Linked DNA regions of Homo sapiens: regions 1, 2, 3, 4 and 6 are each linked to region 5. Evidence: chromatin contacts called from ENCODE Hi-C or POLR2A ChIA-PET data. All regions are on one chromosome and are shown on one strand. The core of a region is the stretch at or near the end of the contact, and the rest is flanking DNA. Distances in the headings are between cores, read along the strand shown. Region 1 overlaps EHD3 (EH domain containing 3). Region 2 overlaps ALK (ALK receptor tyrosine kinase). Region 3 holds the start of CAPN14 (calpain 14). Region 4 has its middle 85 kb from the start of EHD3. Region 5 has its middle 8.9 kb from the start of LINC01936. Region 6 overlaps ALK (ALK receptor tyrosine kinase).

The links. Hi-C counts contacts between places; a loop is a spot of excess contacts on that map. ChIA-PET counts read pairs that join two places held with the same protein, here RNA polymerase II (POLR2A). Pooled maps may share reads with other maps.
Region 1: a loop to region 5 is called in a pooled map, with 11 times the contacts of the local background. The contact joins two enhancer-like sites. A Hi-C loop is called at or near these places in 7 of 37 single-sample maps with no recorded cell type and 4 of 50 pooled maps.
Region 2: a pooled map shows a loop between it and region 5 (6-fold over the local background). The contact joins two enhancer-like sites. A Hi-C loop is called at or near these places in 2 of 37 single-sample maps with no recorded cell type and 2 of 50 pooled maps.
Region 3: a map with no recorded cell type shows a loop between it and region 5 (13-fold over the local background). The contact joins the promoter of CAPN14 here to the enhancer-like site in region 5. A Hi-C loop is called at or near these places in 1 of 168 maps with a recorded cell type or tissue (HepG2), 13 of 37 single-sample maps with no recorded cell type and 5 of 50 pooled maps.
Region 4: a pooled map shows a loop between it and region 5 (12-fold over the local background). The contact joins two enhancer-like sites. A Hi-C loop is called at or near these places in 3 of 37 single-sample maps with no recorded cell type and 6 of 50 pooled maps. POLR2A ChIA-PET finds 5 or more read pairs at or near these places in 1 of 52 experiments (AG04449).
Region 6: a map with no recorded cell type shows a loop between it and region 5 (22-fold over the local background). The contact joins two enhancer-like sites. A Hi-C loop is called at or near these places in 2 of 37 single-sample maps with no recorded cell type and 3 of 50 pooled maps.

Annotation. Positions count from the first base shown.
Region 1 is chr2:31,257,063-31,259,762 of GRCh38, reverse strand. All of the region lies in intron 3 of EHD3 (EH domain containing 3), which reads right to left. LOC124905983 (a long non-coding RNA gene) reads left to right here. Exons shown (of 4, transcript XR_007086270.1): 2 at 1,916-2,107. Among named protein-coding and RNA genes, the nearest start is that of EHD3, 24 kb to the right of the region's middle. RefSeq lists an enhancer at 2,594-2,643. Within about 2 kb of position 1,287, at least 2 of the 41 ENCODE cell types and tissues checked have a DNase peak (open chromatin) inside an H3K27ac peak, as active enhancers do.
Region 2 is chr2:29,746,986-29,749,685 of GRCh38, reverse strand. The region is part of intron 1 of ALK (ALK receptor tyrosine kinase); the gene reads left to right. Among named protein-coding and RNA genes, the nearest start is that of ALK, 170 kb to the left of the region's middle. Within about 2 kb of position 1,430, at least 3 of the 41 ENCODE cell types and tissues checked have a DNase peak (open chromatin) inside an H3K27ac peak, as active enhancers do.
Region 3 is chr2:31,216,140-31,218,839 of GRCh38, reverse strand. CAPN14 (calpain 14) reads left to right here and starts at 1,325. Exons shown (of 22, transcript NM_001145122.2): 1 at 1,325-1,384.
Region 4 is chr2:31,317,612-31,320,311 of GRCh38, reverse strand. No RefSeq gene overlaps it. Among named protein-coding and RNA genes, the nearest start is that of EHD3, 85 kb to the right of the region's middle. RefSeq lists a silencer at 1,457-1,526. Within about 2 kb of position 1,436, at least 20 of the 41 ENCODE cell types and tissues checked have a DNase peak (open chromatin) inside an H3K27ac peak, as active enhancers do.
Region 5 is chr2:30,336,348-30,339,047 of GRCh38, reverse strand. No RefSeq gene overlaps it. Among named protein-coding and RNA genes, the nearest start is that of LINC01936, 8.9 kb to the left of the region's middle. RefSeq lists enhancers at 989-1,228, 1,609-1,798, 2,659-2,700. Within about 2 kb of position 1,312, at least 9 of the 41 ENCODE cell types and tissues checked have a DNase peak (open chromatin) inside an H3K27ac peak, as active enhancers do.
Region 6 is chr2:29,722,120-29,724,819 of GRCh38, reverse strand. The region is part of intron 1 of ALK (ALK receptor tyrosine kinase); the gene reads left to right. Among named protein-coding and RNA genes, the nearest start is that of ALK, 200 kb to the left of the region's middle. Within about 2 kb of position 1,264, at least 3 of the 41 ENCODE cell types and tissues checked have a DNase peak (open chromatin) inside an H3K27ac peak, as active enhancers do.

The sequences.
Region 1 (2,700 bases), core at 38-2,537, 920 kb before region 5:
AATGAAACACTAAAAAGTAGATACTGATGATGGTTCAGACCATGCCTGTCACTGGTCTGGAAGAAATCTGCAATTCTTGTTATAAAAACATCTTGTTCTCACTCAGGCTCTTTCCTTTGTAATCAGCTGCAGCACAAAATTCCCAACTCTTGAAACCACAAGGGGTTTCTTCCTTAGGATGTGACTGGAACTCTGGCCACCCGCATCTTGGTTATCTAGCACTAAGCTGCTTTAGGTCAGACTGGTTACAGGAGCCCCAGAGAAGTTGTTCTGCTCAATCCCAAGTAGCTGTGGATCCAGTAGGAGCTGAAGTAGGAGGGTGGACCAATAGTCTATACATTCACTGACACCCAGAGCCCCAGTAGGTCTTACCTCTGTGTCTCAGGCTCCTCTTACATAAAATAGGAAGACAAGAGATAAGGAAGTGGGGCTCAGAGAAGTCAAGTGATTTGTCGAAGGGCACACAGCCCATGAGCAGCAGCAGTCGCATGAAGATGGAGGTGTTAGGCTTTCCCATTCTGAGTCTGAGCAGGGTTCTCAGCCTCTCCTCCTGCCACTCCCCCGTGGCATACCTCTGGCACCAAGGTAGGAGCCCTTTCTTGGGTACTAAAGTGACCAACCATCCTGGCTCCCCATAGCACAAGGGTTCCAAGGTGACACACACTGGGGACCCAAAGCTCATTGCCACCATCGAATGGGAAACCAAATCATTAGGAAAAAGCCTGCCCTGCCTCACAGAGGGAGGCTAGAGACCAGGCAAGATCATCAGGCAACTGCCTTGTGAGTGAGTCAGACTTAAGAAGCTCTGACTGTCTTTAACAGGGGTCCTGACTTAGCCTCCATCAGAATCCCCCCAGGGCTTCTTAAAACCCAGATGGTTGGACTCTATCCCCAAAGTTTCTGATTCAGTAGGTCTGGCGCAGAGCATTTCTAACAAGCTCCCAGGAGATTCTGATGCTGTTGGTCCAAGGGCCACACTTTGAATACCACTGGCCCATAAAAATAACAATAGCATTCAAAAGGTGTTCAGCACTGACCTAAGTACTTTATAATCATTCATTCCTTTAATCCTCACGATGACTCTGTGTAGGGTCATTAGACACTAATATCAGCCCCACTTCTCTGAGGAGTAACCAGAGATACAAACAGATAAAGGAACTTGTCTAAGGTCACCCAGCTGGTAAGCAATGGGCTGGGACTCAAGTCCAGGAAGGTAGCCCTGGAGTCAGTGCTATGAACCACTGCACCGAGTTGGCTTTCACTTTCAAAGGCTGTCATTTCAGACTAAGTAGCAGGCATCGATGGGGTGGGGGATGAGGATGAATGGAGCCAACGGAGCTAGGTTTAAAAAGCCTTTCCCCCACCCTGTGGCATCTAGTGAACACCCAGTGGGGTACATATTTAGGACGTGTGGAGGCACTGCCACAGGGGGTAGGGGGATGGGATCAGACGGTCGGGAAAACTTGCTGCCCTAAAGCTTCCTGGAGGACCCCTGTAATGTTTCCCTGGTGGCTGTAAGAGAATTCTAACAAACAAAGGAAGGTCAAACCCTCCTTTGGTTACCCGGATGCCAGTACTACTCCATTTTCAGCTCCTCTGTCTTTGGTAAATGAAGTGCTTCCAAGCATTCCCATTGCCATGTGATTTTCTCCAAGATCTGTCAGCTGCTCAATGAATATACAGCTCAACTAACACCTGAGCCTTCTCCCCCTGCTCCTGTGGCGTAGACCTATGAGGCTACGAGGAGCTTAGCCATCAATGGTCCAACTTCCTGATTTACAGATAGGGAAACTGAGGCTCAGGAAGGGGCAGAGCTGGCCCAGTATCTCCAGGTGCCATCCTGAGGATAGTTCCTGATGGGTGCGTCATCGAGGGCCTGGTGTGAACTAGATTTTGCCTTCTCTTTTGAACACAGGTGTCCTGTCTCGGCTCAGAGACAAGGCCCAGGAAAGTGCTTCAGAGGCTGCTCTGCCCAGTGGGCAGGGGCATCATCAACCCTCCCTCGGAGATGTTCACGCAAACTCTAGGAGTTAAGTGACTCAGCCAATACCACCCATGAGACACGACCCCTAGCCTCCAACTCGAAGTTCAGTGCTTGCTGCAGACGGTAAGATGTTCATGTCATTATCTCATGTCACCCTCACGACACGCTCTGAGGCAGGCAGCGCGAGGAGTATCGTTCTCACTTCCAGGGGAGGAAACTGAGGTTCAGAGAGGAGAGAGTCAAACAGTTGGCAAGTCGTGAGGCCAGATGACCCAGCTGTCAGCCATCCAGCCGTTCTGCACCTGGCCGCTCCCTGCCTCCCTCCCTCCCTCCCTGGCACGCAGGCACAGCCAGCTCCTCACTGGAGCCCGGGAAGCCTAAGCATTCCCACTTCAGGTGAAGCCTGCAGCCCGCACTACTCCCCTCCTTCCTACATCCCTCTGTCCATCCTTCCCTTCCCAGGGATGGCTCCAGCCTATTTTTATCTTCCCTTCAGCACAGCGCATGGCAAGGCTGCTGTCACCTCCCAAAGGCAGTCCCTCAGAGCTGTGGGTAGGGAGGGGCCAGAGGGCTAAGAAAATCCCCAACCCCCACCTCTGCAAACAGCTCACAGCAGGAGGGCAGTAGGGACCCTCCACAACTCCCTGCCAGGCCTCTGGCCTTCTGCTGCTCCTTATTCCCCAATCTGGATTTTAGCTGTGCCAGTGCAGGCCACA
Region 2 (2,700 bases), core at 181-2,680, 590 kb after region 5:
GGCTGTGGGGGAGCCATGACCTCCTTTGCTTTGGGGACTGAGAACGATGGGCCCACCGCCCTATGGAGCAGCTTCCCTCCTGCTCAGCAACTGTTAGGCCTTTCCTTGGGTTTGGGCCTGAGGTCTTCCCTGTCTGAGACCCCTGGGTCTAGTTGGTCAGCAGTCCCACATGTCTCTCTGGGGTCCTAAGAATATTTATTTAAAACTATTATCTATTCAGGATTAAGGGGCCTTTCCTTTGGAGTATTTGTTCTCTGAGTGGGTGCTTAGCAACTGAAGTGCTGTTTGTAAAAGACATAGGTTGGTGTCCCCAAGCATTTCATAATGAGTGTGGGTTGAAAAGCTCCTCTGGTGATTTTTAAAAGGTTACCTTTCATCTATATCACAGGTTCTCAGAGCATGACCTCCAAACCACCAATGTTAGCATTTCCTGGAAAACTGGTTAGCAATGTGAATTCTTGGGCTCCACCCCAGACCTACTGAATCAGAAACCCTGGGGACTGAGGGCAGCTCTTTGAGCTTTAATAAGCCCTCCAGGTGACTTTGATGTGCCTTGGAGTTTGACAGTCACTGTCCTAAGTGGTCAGGAGGCGTGGATGTCAGGTATTTCTCTTCTGTAACAGGCCAGAGGACACACCTTCAGTATGATCATTCAAGAGATATGTTAGTATCTCTTACTTTGGGAGGCCAAGGCAGGTGGATCACTTGAGGTCAGGGGTTCAAGACCAGCTGGCCAACATGGCAAAACCCCATCTCTACTAAAAATACAAAAATTAGCCAGGAGTAATGGCTCGCGACTGTAATCCCAACTACTTGGGAGGCTGAGGCACGAGAATCGCTTGAACCCAGGAGGCAGAGGTTGCAGTGAGCCTTGATCGTGCCACTGCATTCCAGCCTGGGTGACAGAGTGAGACTGTGATTCAAAAAAAAAAAGTGATATGTTAGTATCTCTTAAAGTACCATCGACTAAGCGCCTTCTTCTGAATCACTGAGGGATACCTATTAAATATGTATACACTATGGTCCCATTTCAGTTTTTCTGAATCAAAACCTTTGAGGTTGGTGACCTGGGATTGTGTCTGTTCAACATGCTTCCCACGGGCTTCTTTCACCCAGTGAATTTTAGAAATAACCTTCCTATTCAATGTATAGTGTTTGACCAGCGGCATGTTCATCACCTGGGAGCTTGTTAGAGATGCAGAATTTTAGGCTCCACCCCAGACACTTAATCAGAACCTGCATTTCCAATATGATCACCAGGTGATTCATACACACATTAACATTTGAGAAGCATTGCCAAGGGCCATATGCTTAGAGCACTTGCTATGTGTGGGCTGCTGATTCATAGTTTAGTCAACACACCCTTGAGTAGAAAGTGTCATTCTAGGGTAGACCAAGGGCTCTTAAAAAAGTACTAGTGTCCCATGGGTCCTGACTCAGACATCCTGGAGCTTGTCCAGGATGTGATTAACAGGGTAACAGATGTCTTTGCAAAGCACTGGAGAGCTGATCCACACCTAACGAGTGTCACATCAAAGGCACCATGTGGATCTCTTGTTGTGGGTCTTGCAACCCCTTTAAGAAGGGAAGTCCACTTGACCGCCCTTCCAAACTGCTTTTTTGTTTTCCCAGAGGAGACAGGTAGGCAATCTCATCAGCTTAGATGATACCTAGCTCAGAGAAGCAGAGATTTAGGATTCACATGACTCATTCTTTCGTTGCTAGTTAGTTTTATGTAGCTTTCCAGAAAGGTCTGCCCACTGTCCTTTATACCTTAGTGTGAGTTGAGGTTAATTTATCTTTCCTTTGGACCTTGCCACTTTAGAAGGGAAAGCTTGACAATGTGTGCCATGACAGGCTCTAGACTTCCATCAAAGGAACTTTAGGCATCAAAAGCAGATGAAAAGGTATTGGATTTGGTGGTGGGGGAGGGGCTTTCTAGGAACCCACAAGAAATTACTGACTTGTTTCTCTTTTATATTTCTGGGAGGAAAATGATTGGGCCAAATGGTCTCTGGGGCTCTTTCCATTACTGGAAATTCTTTGGAGTATTTATTGAGCATTCACTCTGTGCTAGGTCCTGTGCTGGACATTGAGGGGATAAAAATGTAAACTGATGCTTCTACCTGTCTCCCAGGATGGGGTGGGAAGGGAGACAGAGACATCAGCCCCTCTCTGAGGTCCAAGAGATGCTCTCCTCCTGTCACTCCAAAACCGATGTATCCTGATGGTAACTCAATAGTAAAGGAAACTTCCATTTTTATTGGTGTGAGTAAACTCATTCATTCATTCATTAAACAATTATTTTTTAATGTCTCCTACCTGTAGACAATTGTTTCTGAAATTTGTTTTTAGATTTGAATATGAAAATGATCTTTCTTAAGAGCACCTGTTTCAAAGATAAGTTTGTAAACTTTCAGACTAGTTGGAACATATTGTTGTGAATAAAGCCCTGATTAGAGGAGAAGAAATGGGCTGTTTTCCCTCTAGTTTTCCATAGGACAGTTTGAGAGAGGTCAAGCTGGAGTTTTAATTGAGGAGGGCTTTTCCATCAGTCAGCACTGGCCACTCATGAAATAGAGTGACCTCCCCCACTCAACAAACACACACACTTGGAACTAGTGAAGGAAAGGTCAGATGTCATTGCCAAGGGCTTTGAGAAGGGACCTGGACTTGGTGGCTTCCTACAGTACTTTCCAA
Region 3 (2,700 bases), core at 76-2,575, 880 kb before region 5:
AAGCTTTGGATTTGATTTGACAGTGGCAGGGAGACAATTCCTTGACAAAGATGAGGAGAAGTTAGTGGAACCTGACACCCTGGGACTTTAGCCCCATCTCTGCTGTTTACTGGCTGCGGTTATCTTGGGCGAGTTGCCATGCTGTGCCTCCGTTTTCTTTTTGTAGAATGTGGATAATAATAGCACTACCTCACAAAGTTGTGAAGATTCCATGAGATTCTGCATGCAATGTGCTTAGCATTGTGCTTGGCATGTCATAAGTGCTCAAAACGTGTTGGCTATTATTATCAATATTAGTTAATTTATCAGTACTAATAAAATGGGTGGAGTGATAATCACACAAAATGATTGAGTTGGAGAGATTAGAGTCAAGGCAGAGGCCAAGAAGCAGGCGGGGAGGAAGAGGACAGAGGATTTCCACAGGCAAGGGACTCTGATTCCACTGACACATATTGAGCACCTCCTGGGTACTAGGCATGGTTCTGGGTTCTGGGGATCCTAGGTGTGCAAGCGTGGAGGCAGGCAAGCTGGAACCAACTAAGCTGCTATGATGGAAATCTGTGCAAGTGGTGGTGGGAACCTAGGAGAAGGATTTGGGGGTGGGGGTGGGGAGGGAGTGAAGAAGTCTAGAGCAACCACAGGAGGGCTAAGAAATGCTTTAAGGGAAGAACAACCAGATTTGGAGCAACGGGACCCAAGGTGAACTGTGAGGAGACAACCAGTGGGAGGTCAATGTTCTGAGTCCCAGATGGCCAAAATGGGGGATTTGGAAAGTAGGTTGGGAAGGAAGAGGGAGCGATCTCAATAGCACAAATGAATCACAGATTTCCTCCTTAGCAGGAAACATCCCTGAGGGCTGCCTCAGACTCTGACAACCATAAAAGAAAACCCACAGCCACCTCTTGAAAATACTTTCCAGGCTTCTGTCAATGTTAGTTTAAACATAGGGATGTACAGGAATCTCTGTCTTGGTTCTTTGGTGTCCTGGGAGTTGTGGGGAGGTGAGCAAGCAGTATCATGTGCTCCTGCAGTGAAATGCTTTTCTAGGTCACACCTGAAAGTACCCTCCCCAGGGTTGGAAGTGAGAAGATGACTAACTCTCTCTCATTAAGGCATTACTGAAACAGGCTTTCTCTGTATGGTGTTCTAAAGAAATAATTGGATTTGTGTAATCCAGTCGCAAAGCCCTGGGTACTCCACTCCCTTCCAGAGAACACACAGTGGGGAGGAACCAAGGTCCTGGGAGGTGGGGTCGCAAATTCTTGGCTAAACACCATGTGTAGAAAGGACCCATATATAAGAGGTGGTTTCAGGCTGCATGCTTCTGACTGCACCGGGATTAGAGCTTGCCCAGGCGCTTAAAGAAGCAAAATCTCCTGTGCAGGTAAATTTCTTTAGTTCCAAGGGTGGGTCCAAGTTAGCCCAGAGGCCCTATGAGACTCTACAGGGTCTGGGTTTAGAAGGTGAGAGGATGGTATTTGCTTCTCCTGGTTTGAGCTTTGCAGGTGAGTGTATACAGAAAAAACCCTGGAGTCTGGAGATTTCAATTTTGTCCTCAGTTTTGCCATCACTTATTAGTGTGACCTTGAGGAATAGACTTCAGCCCTTTGGCCCCAATCTCCTCATTTAAAAAAAAAGATGGGAGTATCTTTGGGCCTGGGTAATTTCTGAGGTCCCTCCAGCTCTGGTTTCTCTCGAAGTCATTTGGTAGAGTTACTGATGCTGCTAGGTGCTGTCATTTCCCAGAACATAGGCCATCCCAGTTGTCTCCTGAGCCTCCTGATGAGAAGGAATCTGGGGGCAGCCAGCTTATCACTGAGGCCTTATGGGATCCTCAGAGTCAAGGAGGCCGACTGTTCTCTGTTCTGATAAGCAGTGAGGCTGGGCTGACTTCCTGTATGAAATTAGATGTGAAAAACACACTGGGACGGTGACCACACTATAAGAGTGAAATATTGCCTCAAATGATAGCTGTCAGTGTGGTGCTTGGCACGGCCCTTGCCTAGATTAGAAATCTCGAAATTGCCCTTGTCTGAGTGGTCTGCTGGCCTATGGGCACTGGAAATCACTCCTCAAAGCTCTGGAGGACTCCAGAGCGAGGTAGTCGGCTCTCAGTTCAGCTTATAACCCTCTCCTATGGAGGCACAGGGTGACAATGTTTTGGTGGGTGGTACCTAAGTGTTTCAGCCTGGGTACATCTTCCAGGCCTGATAGGGTGAGGGGTGTCTTTGACTTTCTAGGGGGAGAATTCTTGGATGAGTTAGGTACTGGCCATTTCACAGAGTGGGCACCTCATGCTGAAGAGTGAGGGCCCTTTCTAGAGTGTGAGCCTGGTCGTTGGACTGTGACTTCCTCGAGGGCAGAAATTCTGTCTAATCCATCCTGTACCCCTACCATCTAGGGCAATGCCTGGCCCATGGGGAAGCATGCAATAAAGCCTTGTTTAAATGAATTGATTCTCCCACTTTTCAAACTCCCTTGTAAATCTCTCTCCTGACCATCAAAACAAGCAGTAGAAAAGGAATGGAATTGATGTAACTATCAGTGGTATAATTGGTTTGGTGATAGATCGCTCGACCTCAAGGGTAACCACTAAGCTAATTTCTAACATATAGATTGGTTTTGTCACTTTTGAAAGTTATGTAAATGGAATCAAAGAGTTTTTGTGTCTGGATTTTTTCTACTTAATATTGTTTGTGA
Region 4 (2,700 bases), core at 187-2,686, 980 kb before region 5:
TCAATTACATCTGCCAAGCCTCTTTTGCAATGCAACATGATATATTTACAAGATGCAGGGATTGGGGCATCTTTGAGGGGCCATTATCCTGCCTCAGTATGGATAGACTTTACATCTGCTGAGCCATGCCAGAGGGCTCTTCAGCAAGAGGGAGTGGGAAGAACAAAACCATAGAGGCAGTAAACCACATGGAAGGGGCAGTGAGAACAGCCAGCCTTGCCTGGGGTGCTAACCAGTTAGTTTCCTCCAAATGATGAGATATGTGTGCAAGCTCTTGCACAGAGTAAGACCTTCTGAACCAGAGAAAGCCAGCCACAGATTCCTGTCCTAGGGCATGTAGGCGTTCCCCGCTGCTCATCTCAGTTCTGTCAGGGAGATTGCTGTTGTAGCGTTTCTACACTTCCTGTGTACACCCTGTTCCTCCAGATGTAACAATGTAGAGCCAAGCACCTTCAACAAATAAAATTTATTTACTATTACATTTGTTGCACAAAGTACTGGCAAATCAGAAGAAGAATATAATAGTTGCCCATAATCCGGACACTCAGAACAACTGTTAACACTGGTGTTTTATGAGGTGCCTTTAACAGGCAGCTTTCCGTGTCTATTAATGTTCTTTCTCAATGGTATTTTCTATTGTATGGATGGCACTGTAGTTTATTTAATGGACATTTGGCTTACTCCCAAGTGGTTTTGCTCTCATAAACATGGCTGAGATAGCATAACAAGAGTTGTTTTGACAGTCATGTTAAACAGGATGTCAGCAGGCCCTCAGTGGGAATGCGAAGGGGAACTTGGGGTGGTACAGCTGTGTGAGGGTGAGTGGCTCCTTTCCTAGTTTCTTCATCCTGGCCTCTTAGCTAAACCCCTGTGTACTGCTTTGTTGTTAACTTGGTCCAGCTGCACCCGAGAGCTCATTGAATGGTTCACTTAAGAGCTATGCATTTCACTATGTGTAAATAATCCTCAATATTTTTTAAAATTAAGTATGTCCTAGTTCCAAACCAGCAAGATCTTGCTGTTTTTGTGCACATTCACATAAATGGGATTGGATGTAATAAAAACCAAAAAAAAAAAAAAAAAGGCACAGAGAGGAGCTGGCTGGGCGCTGGCCTCCAGCATGGGACGGTAAAGGGAGTAGTTACTGGGAACAGGCTCAGTTTGGTGAGGGGTGGCCACCACACTGCTTTGGCCCTCAGCCGCCTCATTTGCATGAAGCCCCACCTTGCTGGCTTGTGCTGTGGTGGGGGGTTAAGACCCCGTATATAAAAGTCCAGCATGGCACCTGAGATGAGACAGGGAGTCAACATAGAGGAGCCATTCTTGAACCTCCAGGAACTTTTCCGGGGAGGTGCAGTCGGCGCTGGGCTGCTGTGCTCTGTGGTTTCCCCTGTGGGTTGGTGGTGAGTCAAGGGCCCCCTGGGAAGAGCAGAAAGAAGACAGGCGCTGGGGATGTTGCTAACTGCTTATTTCTGAGGGTCAGAAAAACCTCAACTCAGTACAGCTGGGCTGTGCCCTTCAAGGGTGGAGCCTGAGGGTGGAGTTAAGTAGAGAGAACTCTGGAAGGGGGTGAGGCAGGGGCCAGAGGAACTGGCAATTCTGCCTGAAGGAGGTGGGCCTAGGGTGCCAGGGGAAGATATCTTTTTCTTCCCAAAGCAAAAAAAAAAAGGAAAAATGACAAGAGCTCTGCTCAGAGCCTGGCTCAGGGCTGCTTAAATGTCTCTGCTGGCACCACTATCCTAGCCACTGCCTTTACAATTTCATGTGGGAAATGAACACGCTTACTATGATGAAATATCAATCTCATGCAGATTTTGAAGGGATTACGTATACACACATCTGCTTTGGCTTTGAGGTTATTTATATTTGAACAGCAAGCTGCGTGCCTTAAGTTCTAGTTATTAGGAATGTGTAGGCCATGGTTTATACTGATGCCAACCTGCTTGCCTACATACTGTAGGGTGAACCATATCACCCATAGAAAACAAATTGATAGTGATGAAACAAATATAAATTATCATTAAAGACCAAAAAGACCAGCAATTTTAAATCACGACCCATTCAAGACAACAGTGATGGTCCTTTGATTACACTGCGTCCTTCTAAATGACTACCAATGGGGACTTCCAGTGACTTTTGTGGACACTTACCCCATGGAAGTCTGCAGGATGGCTTGCTGCTGCAGGTAACTCTGGGCAGAAGAGTGGGTTGGCACCCCCTTTAAGCCTGACAAAATTCCTCATGTGAGTTTATGAGTTCCAAATAATAGTAATAAACTCAATAACTCACTAGGTAGGTGTTTGGTAAATGATCTTTTGATGTAAAAATGAAATTGTATAAACATTAAAGGAGGATCAGTGAGTGGCTTATCGGAACCATCCTCCCAGTATTCCCCGGGGTTAAATGTTATACCCTGAGAAGGCTTGACAAGAGCTCTGAATCATCTGAGCTGGTTATTGAAAATGCAGGTTCAGGGCCCCCCTTGCAGAGATTCTGGTTAAATAAATCTAGAGTGAGACCCAAGAATCTGAATTTTAAACAAGCCCTGGAGGTGATTCTGATGCATGTGGTCTGCAGATACAAATTGATGGAAAATGCCCAAAGAGAATGGGGCCCCTCTCTGCCAGGTGTTAAGAGCACCTGCTATTCTGAGCAAATGCTATTCTGAGAGCATTTGCAGGCTGGAGTCTGCCTTTATGA
Region 5 (2,700 bases), core at 63-2,562:
GGGTCACCAGCATCTCTCCCATGGCTATTACAGTAGATTCCAAGAGGGTCTTCCTGCCTCCTCCCTTTCCTCTCTCCAGTTCTTTCTTTACACAGTAACCAGAGTAATCTTTCACAGTATAAATCAAGTCATGTCTCTTGGCTGCTTTAAAACCCTGCAGTGGCTTTTTACAATAAATCCGAAGTCTTTTCCATGTTCTACAAAGCCTTCCATGACCTCACTCCTGTCTTTTCCACCTCACCTTGAAACCCTCCCCTTCCTCCCTGGCCCGGCTAGCCAGCCTCATTCTTTCCTAACACACAATGCATGCTTTATTGTTTCAGGGCAGGAATTGGCAGAATACTTCCTGCTTCTGTTTTATAAATAAAGTTTTATTGGAACACAGGCATGACAGAGATTGATGGACCATGAAGCCAAAGGTATTTACTATCTGGCCCTGCACCGAATGTTTGCTGAACCCTCTTTTGGGGCCTTTGGCCTTGCCTCTGGCTCTTTTTCCAGTTTGTAGCCCAGTTGATTCCTTGACTTTCAGCTCTCAGCTTACATGTTACCCCTTCAAATGGATCATCCTTGACAACATTGCTTCAGTGGAAGTCCCTCTCTCCAACCCAAAAACACCCTTATTCTCCATCACACACTCTGCTTCTGACCTTTGTAGCATTTTCTCAATTTTAGATTACATATATATTTATTACTTTACCTGTTTACTGTCCATATCCTTCCCTGACAACTCTAAGCTCCACGAGGGTAAGGACTGTGGCTGTTTTGTTCAGTATTGCACTCCTTGCACCTCCAAGTGCCTTCTCTTGCTAATAAACCACCGGAATTCCTGCATCCAGTTGAGGCTTGATCCCTTCAGAGCGGCTCCTACTCTCCCAACCACTCCGCTAGTCTGTATACTGATCCAGCAATTCTCCGCTACTGAGGTGAGGTTGGGCACAGGTGATGCTTCCAGAGAGCAGTTGAGTGTGGAGTCTGAGCCACAGGGTTGCATTTCCTAACAATTCTCAGCCATCTGAGGAGTTGTGACACCACCTCACTGTGTGTTTGATTTTTAAAAAATGATGTTACAGGCCGGGTGTGGTGGCTGACGCCTGTAATCCCAGAATTTTGGGAGGCCGAGGTGGATGAATCACCTGAAGTCAAGAGTTTGAGACCAGCCTGGCCAACTTGGTGAAACCCTGTCTCTACTAAAAATACAAAAATTAGCTGGGCGTGGTGGTGCCTGCCTGTAATCCCAGCTACTCGGAAGACTAAGACAGGAGAATCACTTGAACCGGGAGCCGGAAGTCGCGGTGAGGCAAGATCGCACCACTGCACTCTCCAGCATGGGTGACAGAGTGAGACTCTGACTCAAAAACAAAACAAAACAAAAAAGATGTTACAATTCCCTCACTGTTCCACACATTCTAGAAAATAAAAACTGAGCACAGGGTAGCATGCATTTATCTTTCATTAAAACAACCTGAGAGTTACTTTGGGGAGCAGTAATTCTGGAGGGCTGCCGGGAGGAGGTCCCTCAGCAGCACTTGTAGTTGCCTCCTCTGCAGCCACCTTGAGCCTGTGCCACCTTCCAGGGTCCTGATTCCTTGCTAACTTCCCCAGAGCACGGGCTGGACAGGTGCAGTTGGGGCTGGGAGGCCAGGCAAGCAGCTGCAGCTCAGGGGCACTGAGGGCGCGGGCCTGGAGACCGTTCTTGGGGAACAGGCCGAAAGAAACCAGGGACATGTAAACACATCAGACTGAGACTCAGGCCCCAGAACCATTGCTTTCAGATGTACACAGGCAGTCATGGGGAGGAGATGCAGAACAGGAAGTGGTTTAGAAAGCCACTCTCTCAGCTTTACAGATGAGAAAACTACATCTAGAGAAGGGACCTACCGGGTTAAAATTAGAACGGACAAGAACACAGGTCTCTCACCATTCTCCTAGTGTGTTCTTCTAGGCTGAATCACCCAGGCTGTCCTAAGCTTCTAAGGTGTCCTCCCGGACAGTATCTAGAATGGCTGGGCACAGCTAGGATTTCTCTGGAAAGCTTCATGGAGGGGGCTTGGAAGAGCACTGGACTTGGCCTTGGGTGAAGCTAGGTTTGAACCCTGTCCTCTCAATAGCTGCAAGTCCAGGACTAATGTCCCAAACTGCTTTGAGCCTCAGTTTCACAACCGTAAACTGTGGTAAGAGTCTCTGAATTGCTGGACAGTTTTGAAGATTCAATGAAGTAAGACCCGAGTGTGCCTCAGGAGTTCCAGATACATAGCAGGCATGCAGACATTCAGTCAATATTAGTTGGATTTTGAGTAGCCAAGCTAGCAGAGGAGGGGCCGGAGCAGGAAACCGTGTATCCATGGGGTATGGTGTCTTCTATAGTAATTCCAAATGAGTTCATCAAAGGAAGAGTCCACGACAAATGGCCCTTTTCCATCCCCTCAATCCCAACCTCCCAGAATACCATGTTTCGGGTACTACAAGGATGACGGTTGCATCTCTCCAATGTCTTCAGAGGAATCAGGGTTTATACTCATAACATCTTACATCCTGGGACATAGGTTTCAGTATGACCTATGCTATTGTCTTTGGATACCTGCTTACCAAAGGCATTCCACCCTCTCTAGGCCATTTGATAAATATCCAGCGAAACAATGTTATCATTGTTGGGTGGTTCAGCTCCCCACCCACTCTGGCAACAAAAGGATATCGTTA
Region 6 (2,700 bases), core at 15-2,514, 610 kb after region 5:
TAATTCCATCCAAATTCCGCCCTTGACACTAATAGCTCCCTTCTGAATGAGCCAGCTGGAAGAAAATGTGAAAGCAAACCATAGAGAAACAAATATGTATGAACCAGAGAGGACCTTAGCGAGCAGTGAGTTCAAACCGCTCATTTTCCAGGCCTAGAGAAGGTATGGGGAGGGCTATATGTTTAGGACAAATGGTGCATCTGCAAACTCTCTCCTTTCTCTGAAATCACATCTCTGTTTTTCAGACTAAATTAACAACATCGCCCATCACCGCTAACTCTAGGAGTCATGTAAATTTACTGAGGTTTCTTTTGCTGAACAGGTGCAGGCTCAGCCTAGTGAATACCCAAACCATTTCCCCTGGGCTGCCAGTCCCAAAAACAGGCCTGCCCTGTACTCTCTGAGAGCTGTGCCTGATTTGACATCCAGACCACTATTTATTTGGCCACATTAAGCTTTGCTTTGTGTGACACAAAATCATTGTAAACGAATGCATTATTAAGTGTGTTTTCAAATAACAGGGAAAAAACAAGCAGACTGTCACTGATTGTTTTATTGTTGGAAGGAAAAGAAATAAGTAAAACGTGTACAGGCAAGGTAGGAACTGTTCCAAAGAGCATTTAGAATAGGAGCATTTGTTACATTTTATTGATGTAGGTTTGTAAAACATGCTTGCCAGTGAGCCTGGGGCATTCATGTAAATAACCATCACACATGCATAGCTCTTCATTACTTATACTGACACAAGTATGATATATTTATTATATTATGTTCATTGGCTTAGGAATAAATAGACATGCAGTGAGACATGTAAAAATAAAGATTGGAAATACACAGTGCCAATCGGCTGCAATTTGGGTAGTTGTGATCATGTACATTTGGCAAAGTTAATGATTAACTAGTGAATAATAGCGAAGCAGCTCTCTGGGAGCACTTTTGATTTCTGGACGTTGTAATTATTGACACAAGATGATCTAAATATAGAAAAGAGACCAAGACTCCCACTCATTTTGGATTCTAAAACAGAGATAGGAGCATACAATTTTAAGAATGATATGACTGATACTGAAAGACTGTGTCATGCACACATTATCTCATGTGGCCCTTACAAAACCCTGAGAATTTTTAGAATATGCCCTATTCTTATTCTCGTCATCGTTTTCAGAAAATTGAGGTTTGGCAGAGTGTGTGCTTAGCCTGAAGTTAACAGCTAATAAGTGCCAGAGATAACACCTTCCTCCAGGGCGCTGATTTCATTTATTTGACAAATATTTATTGAGTGCCTGCTGTGTGCCAGGCATGGAGACATAGCAGTGACTAGTGCAGGAGGTACACAATGAATAAACCAATATACAGAACACATATATGTGTAAGAAATAGGGCAAAGGGATGGGAGTGGCTTACAATGAGTTGTCTCTCAGCAGGATGACCAGGGAAATTCTTTCTGGGAAGTTGACCTATGGACAGGGACCTGGACAGAGAGAGGGAGTGGCCATGTACCTCTGAGTAGGAGGAGCTTCCTCGGCTGAGAGAACTGCCAGTGCAAAGGCCCTGGGGTGGGAATGTGCTTGGTGAGTTCGGGGAAGAGCAAGGAGACCTGTGGGACTGAGCTCCAGCAATGAGGGAAAATGGTTGCAAATGAGGTTAGAGACAGAATCAGGAGCCAGATCCTGTGGGGCCTTTAGGGGCTAGGCTATGGCAAGAAATTTGAAAGCTATTTCAGGGGCTGCAGTGTCAATCTAACTGCCACATAGAGAACAGACTGAAGGGGGGCCCTCTTTGAGCTCATAGCAATAATGGAGAGATGCGAGATGGGAAAAGATGAGAAGGGGTAAAATTCAGGTAGAGCCATCAAGATTTGCTGATGAATTGATGTGGGGTGTGAATAAAAGGAAGAAGTTAAGGATTCCTCATTGGTTTTTGGCCCAAGCAACCAGGCGAGTATTGGTAACACTTTCTGAAATGGGGAATACCTGGGGTTTAGGGGAAGGGAGGTTAGGTTTTTGGCTTGCTCATGGTAAGTTTCAGATGCTTATTGGGCAATAAAGTGGAGATTTTGAGCAGGCAGTTGGATGTATATTCTGTGTATTCTGTTGTTCAGGGGAGAGATTGGGCTGAAGACACAAATTTGGTAACAGTAGTATGTGGATGATATTTAGAGCCATGAAACTGGGTAAGATCACTTTGAGAGAGAGTTTAGATGCAGAAAATTCCCAAGTTCTTCAACTTTTAACAACTGTCAAATAATAAAATAAAGATCCCACAGAGTTGTTTTTTATGACAAGCTTACTTACATGTCGGGCAAGGAGAAATTCACTGTATGGTTTTCCAAGTAAGAAAAGTCAGAGTTTTTAAAGTCTTACGAAGAGGGCTACAATGTGGTTCTGGTTATTTGGAGTTGAAAATCGGTTCTTTGAACTAAAGAGAATGAATGAATGCATAGGTTTGTGTGAGCATGGGTAAACAAGTTATCTTCATTGGTCAGCAAAGAGTCTTCAGTTAGGTACAGGAAGGGTCTGGTGTCCCGCACTCACTTGAAATTTATTGATCATCAGCTGGTTAGAACCAGTGGGATAAAATATAATACTCAGCCATGACAGTTCCTAAGCAAGTGCTGCCGGAAAAGGAGACGTTTCCTCCTCTACAGTTTGGAAAATAAGGAAGACCTGGCAAAGAAGAATAAAGAGGATCTTCCCACTG